Linked DNA regions of Homo sapiens: region 1 is linked to region 2. A link is a contact called in ENCODE Hi-C data. All regions are on one chromosome and are shown on one strand. Each heading gives the region's core, a stretch centred on a gene start or an enhancer-like site at or near the end of the contact. The rest is flanking DNA. Distances are from core to core; before and after follow the strand shown. Region 1 overlaps VOPP1 (VOPP1 WW domain binding protein). Region 2 overlaps IKZF1 (IKAROS family zinc finger 1).

What was found. Hi-C counts contacts between places; a loop is a spot of excess contacts on that map. Pooled maps may share reads with other maps.
Region 1: a loop to region 2 is called in a pooled map, with 3 times the contacts of the local background. The contact joins two enhancer-like sites. A Hi-C loop is called at or near these places in 3 of 37 single-sample maps with no recorded cell type and 2 of 50 pooled maps.

What each region holds. Positions count from the first base shown.
Region 1 is chr7:55,556,197-55,559,448 of GRCh38, reverse strand. All of the region lies in intron 1 of VOPP1 (VOPP1 WW domain binding protein), which reads left to right. Among named protein-coding and RNA genes, the nearest start is that of VOPP1, 15 kb to the left of the region's middle. Within about 2 kb of position 1,453, at least 3 of the 41 ENCODE cell types and tissues checked have a DNase peak (open chromatin) inside an H3K27ac peak, as active enhancers do.
Region 2 is chr7:50,328,755-50,331,698 of GRCh38, reverse strand. The region is part of intron 3 of IKZF1 (IKAROS family zinc finger 1); the gene reads right to left. Among named protein-coding and RNA genes, the nearest start is that of IKZF1, 26 kb to the right of the region's middle. Within about 2 kb of position 1,286, at least 8 of the 41 ENCODE cell types and tissues checked have a DNase peak (open chromatin) inside an H3K27ac peak, as active enhancers do.

The sequences.
Region 1 (3,252 bases), core at 204-2,703, 5.2 Mb before region 2:
TTAGAGTCCTTCCACTGTGGTGGCCTGTTGGTCGGCCCAATGGCACGGTCAGCGGCTGCTCTCAGGGGCTTGCTAATGGGCAGTGCTCACCTTCCTCCATAAGATGGGAAGGGTAGGCATCCTAATTAGGAGTCTCTGGTCCCTTTCTGAGTGTCAGCATGACCTAGTGATGTATTCAGAGAAGCTGCCAAGAGTGGAAGTGGATTTATTTAGTGATGATTGTCACCACTAGAATCAGTACCTTTTTAAACTCCACCCTGTTTATCTGAATTCAGTTGTGTGTATGGTTCTTGTTTTGATGGATGGCTCAGGCTCCCATTGAAGCCATCAGAGGCTCCCTCTGATGATGAGGGAGCAGACTAAAAAACCGTTACTATCCACTGGATACTTAGTGACTTATATATAGCTCAAGTTGTTTGCAAAGCTTTGGGCACAAATAAAATTAATATAATTAGGTCTTCAGAAGGAAATGCAGGATGGTATTAAACTTTTCAGTGAGGCTATCTTGTCGCTAACCTTGAACACTGACCTTTCCTTTGCTTTCTTCTTTGGTTTTTAGCAACTCTGCGTTATTATTGCTGAAGAGGGCTCAGAACACTAAAATAGCTCTTTGTCAGTCAGCTTTACTAATGATAATGATGCCAGGGTTTGGTGTTCACCCTGTAGCCATGCTGTGTTTGAGGCTGTATGTAGTCTGAAGTTTTTACTCTGTCTTTTGGGTCTTTGTCTGCAAGGAGCCTGGGGTTGGACATGGATGGATGGGTGGGTGGATCTGGGAAGTGAAGAGACTTTACAGCACCTGACACAGCACAGTAGCCTCTGGACAGGGATGCCTGGGCTCTCTGGAGGCTGAGCAGAGATGATTGGAATTGGCATTAGCAGGGTGTCTCTGGGGTGGCAGGGTCCTCTCCCCGATTAAAGCATCATCTGTCACCCCTGCAGGTGTGCACACCTGAACAGGTTAGCAGGTGAGAAACACATTATTTGTATGAGTTTTCATTTAGTTGTCTGATGGAAGTTTAAGGAACATATTAAAAATATGAAGGATATTCTTTTTCTTAAAATTCATTCTTTTGTATTTAATTTTTTTTGACATACAACAAGCTGAACATAATTAATGTATACAGCTTGATGAGTTTGGAGATAAGCATGCACCTATGAAACCACCTCCACAATTTATGCCATAAGCCTCTAAAAGTTTCCTCCTGCTGTCTGGTTATTATTATTATTATTATTGTGTGTCATAAGGTCTACCCCTTAGCAGATTTCTAAGTACACAGTAGAGTAGTGTTAACTGCAGGACCTCTGTGGCACAGCAGCCCTCTAGGACTCACTGATTTGCATAACTGAAACTTTGTACTTTTTGACAAATACCTAATTTCCCCTCCTCCCAACCCCACGCAACGCCATTCCACCCTCTGTTGAAGGGTTTTCTTGTCTGTCTGTACTTGCAATGCCCCACAGAGTACTTACTAAACCGCATATTGATTAGAACGTCTTTGGCCCTCAGTGATAGGAAACCCAATTCAAGTAGTGCAGACTTGGAGGAAGTTCATTATCTGGCATGGTTAGGAGTCCTCCTGTTGGAGGCCCCGGGCCTGAGTTGTTCAGAGGCTCTACACACCCTCTCATTTGCTCCACCTTCCATTCTGCCATTCTCTGCGGACGGTCCTGCCCTTGTGGTTGTGTGTAGGTTGCAGCAGCTCCTTACAAAATGCAAATCAGTCAGCATCCAGCATGTCTTTCTTATGTATGTGTTTTGTTCTGTTGTGGCTGGGCAGAGTTACTTGGCCCCTTCCTTTTCCCATCCCCACAATATTCCAGTATTTTCTAATGGGGCACTCATTTTGGGTGGGGTTGGTGTTAGATGGGTCCTGAAGAATCGGAATTTTCAGATTGGAAGTCAAGCCAACGATTGAAATATAAACAGACATAAGAGCCTTCTTGCTAGCATATGGGGTTTTTTTAAGTCCTTTTTTTTTTTTTGAAACATCTTATGTTTGAGTATTTTTTTAAAACTTTCCAACCTTATTTTATTTCTCCAGATGATGGTGGCAATGTGATAACCAGCACTTAGCAGGTGCTTGTTGTGTGGCAGCATTGTTTTAAGTAAGCACATGGTGTTTCATCTGTGCAGCCTTCCCACCCCTGCCCCAGGCTCCGTGCTGCCCTCCTGTCCATTTTGCAGATGAGTGGACTGTGGCTCAGGAGACTGGGGCTTTCTCAAGATTTTCTGCAGTCGGACCTAGCATTCAAACCTCAGCAGATTGACTTGCCAACCTAAAATAATGAAAGGGGTCAGAATATGATTTAAAGAGCATTTAAATAAGTACAAAGTGTGAGGTAGGCCACCCAGAAACACCAACTCCGAAGAAATGGAGTCAGTTTTCCGAAGTAGGAAGTGAAGGCTTCATTTATGTGGGCTGAGACAGTGGAGTTTTTAGCAGGATTACAACATTATTCATACAAGGTTGGTGTGTATGTTATAGCAATTTGATTGGCTCTAGGTGATGTTTCTTTTTGGGGAGGGGATATTTAACATTTTCTTAACAGAGGGTGTAATAGTCCTGGGTTTTCTTTCACCTGGTCTAAGCGAAGCAGGGCAATGAAGGGGGAGTTAATCTACAACAAGGGTCATTAATTCAGAGGGCGGGAGGCTTTTGACCCTGACATGGTTTCCCTTTAGTCAATGTACAGAGCAAGAAAAAGAAGAAAATGAGTTATCTATAATCTGAGAAACATAAATTGTAACCATATGTGACTCAGATCACAGTCACATTTCTCTCAAAGCTTGAAGTGTTTTGGGGGGGGGTTCCAACAGCTTTTAGGTTTATTTGTTTTCACAGACTTCAGAGTATGTTCTTAAAGCCCCAATGTGTGAAGTTTATATAATCATAGCATTTTTCTCTTTGAGGTTCCATCATGGCCTGTCGTGGAGGGAGTTCCTGTTGCTGGTTCACGTTATGCATTTTGGTTATTAAGAGACTGAGAAACTCCATCATGTTATCCTAAGTAATGTGTCTTTATTATAAATAGAATGTGGAAATTTGGAAGATGAGAATTTTGGCTCATGGAATCCAGAAGTGGATGAACAGGTTTGCGAACTGGAGGATGGCTTAGAAAGGAACTGGCAAGGCTCACTGTGGCCTTGAGACCTGGTGGAATGAGTCAGGGTCATTGTCCTGCTGGGCTGAACCCCTGTCTCTCCCACCTCCTCCTGCCTTGCTAGGTAGCCTGCACTCACCCAGTCCT
Region 2 (2,944 bases), core at 37-2,536:
TTATTTGTTTATTCTGGGAGTGACTCACCAATCAGTATAACTTTGCACCCTCCTCATAGGGAACTGATTTCCACCATTCCCATCAATTTGTTTATTAATATGGTCTGTTATCCTTGTTGAGATTAGATTTGTCTAAAACTGAAGGATGCCAGTGGTCATAACAGCTCACAGCTTTCCAAAAGTGTTCCTTGTCACTTTCTAAAGCAGACACTCTTGCAATCTATTATTAGCAAATAATTTCCCACTTTTTTTTTTTTTTTGCATCTTTTAGCTTCTCACCATTTCTCCTTGAAATTTCAACAGTGGCAGCTCGACTTGAACTTGAGTCAGGTGGCGGCCAGCACCCTTACTCTGTCCTTTAGTCTTGCCCTATTCTAACAAATTCTTCCTTTCTCTTTTGGCTGTTTTCAGTTTGTTTATTCTTTGGACCATTTTTTTTAAAGTAAGAAATCCCTCTTCTATCCTTGGTGCTGGTCATCTGTTCTCTCCCTTTTCCCAAGTGAAGCTACGATAGCTTCATTTACCCTTCTTGTAAATCTTTGAAAGTTCTATTTTGCACAAGTTGCATTTCTTTTTTCTGTCCTTTTTACTTTGTGTCTTTGCTACTCTGTCTTCAACAAATTATGTCTATATATGTTCCATCTAACCCTCAAGGCCATTCTGTGATGCAGGTTCAGTTACTATTGCCACCTTCAAAAGAGGAAAGTGAGGCTCAGAGAAGAAAAGCCTTGCCAGAAGCTCCAGGCCAGGGAGGAGAGGGCCTGGACCTGTCCCTTCTGAGGTGTGCCTTACCCACAGGGCACTCTCCGCCCCTGCTGCTCACCCTGCATTTCAGCAACTCCATTTCCTCCTCTCGGCCCCACTGCTTCTGTCTTTTCATTTCCTGCTGTGCACTCCTTACAGTCCTTTGCACTGATGACTTATTCCCATGGAATAATGTGATGAAATATGGTACCCAGGTTATTCCCTTTATCCACGAATTCCCCTACCTTTTTATATTGTTTCCTAATGTTCTCTACATACTTCATTTATTTAATGCTGTACACTACAAATTAATGAACAGCCTGTCACCACATATGAAAGCTGGCTGGTTTCCTTCCAGAACCATGGAGGGTGGTCTCTAAACTCAGCTCTGTGAAGAGCCCTCTCTTCCCTCCATGTCTCCTTGGGCACTTCGGTCTTGTGGAATCCTCTCCCTCCTTCACTTCCTCTTCTCAAGCCTCTCCTTTGTGTCGTGCCTGGTTTGTCATGTAGGCTTTTGCATCTTTTTTGCTTTCTTTACAGTAACCTATCACTCCTGTGGCCTCTAGCCCCACTGAGGAGCATTCAATCTCCCAAATCATCTCAGTGCCCACGTCACATGGCTGTTCCCGCCTGTCCACAGGGCTGCATCAACTGCTATTTACAAGCAAAGCAAAGAGGTTTTCTAGGGTTTTTAAATTTCACAATTCTGAAATCATATTTTCTAAATTACATCCTGAAGGAAAAGTAGACTGAAAATCATGTCAAACATGATAAAGGGCAGGGCCAGGACCCATGGGCTATGACAAACCCGCCCCTGACTCCAAGGTGACACCTGTGCTGGGGGCAGCTGGGACCGAGGGCAGGACTTTGAACCAAAAGACAGCTCTGGGAACCCATCAGTAATGCCAACCAGATACTGGGTGATCTCCCACCCAGGAAAACCCACCAACAATATGACGTCCGTAAGGGACAGGATACTGACACTGTTTTGAAGGCACGTGTGCTATTCTTCACTCTCCAGGAATCGGCCTGACTTTCAGTTCTCTAAAGATGCCCTAGCCACGATGGCTCACAGCCTCTAAGGGCAGCTGCAGGGATTCCAGGGAGAGCCCATCTCTTTCTCCACAGCGACCCGAGCTGGCCTCCTCACTCTGACATCCAGGCTCTCTGTTCATTTACATGGTTAATGGATCATTTCTTCTGGTTCAGTCCCTGAGCCTCTGTGTTCTTGGGCAGGGTGTGAGCATCTGTTTGCTCCTGTGTTAAGCAGGAAGAACAGTACCCTTGGCGCTGGGTGCTTCAGGGACTAAAAAAATCAGGGAACATCACCACCCAATGACTATTCCTGTGCCACTTTTGCAAACTTTTATCATATCTATGTACTACTATTGACTTGATGTTTTTATTTAAACTGATTTTTTAATTTATATGAATGTGTTTTGAAAGGAACCCTCGTAGTGGTACAGTGCATGGTAAAACCAGTATCACTTGCAATACATAGAAGACAATCTCAAAAATAAATACATAAATTAAAATGAAACATGATCCTTTGCATCCCAACTTTGGAAAACCCTGAAATGATATATGTATCTTTCTTTGGTAGAATAGAGTAGATAATTCACAAGTTCATTTCTCTTCCCCTCTACTTTCCACATATAGTAGCCATTTTCCAATAGGGTAAAATAATTCATAAATGTACTTGTTTTCTGGATTCATCTACACCAAATGGCTTTAGCCACCATCTTTATCTGTTTGTGCCATTAACTGTGCTGCTGAGTTAAAAAAAAAAAGAACCATTATACCTAGTCCACTTGGTTTCTAAGACACATAAAAAACATACAAAATATGTTTTCTTTACTTTTTCTTTTTTTTTTTTTTTTTTGAGATGGAGTCTGGCTCTGTCATCCAGGCTGGAGTGCAGTGGCGCAATCTCGGCTCACTGCAAGCTCCGCCTGCCGGGTTCACGCCATTCTCCTGCCTCAGCCTCCCGAGTAGCTGGGACTACAGGCGCCCACCACTACGCCCGGCTAATTTTTTGTATTTTTAGTAGAGACAGGGTTTCACCGTGTTAGCCAGGATGGTCTCGATTTCCTGACCTTGTGATCCGCCAGCCTCGGCCTCCCAAAGTGCTGGGATTACAAGCTTGAGCCACCATGCCCGGCCCAAAATATGTTTTCTATACATGTAGATAAAATTCAGT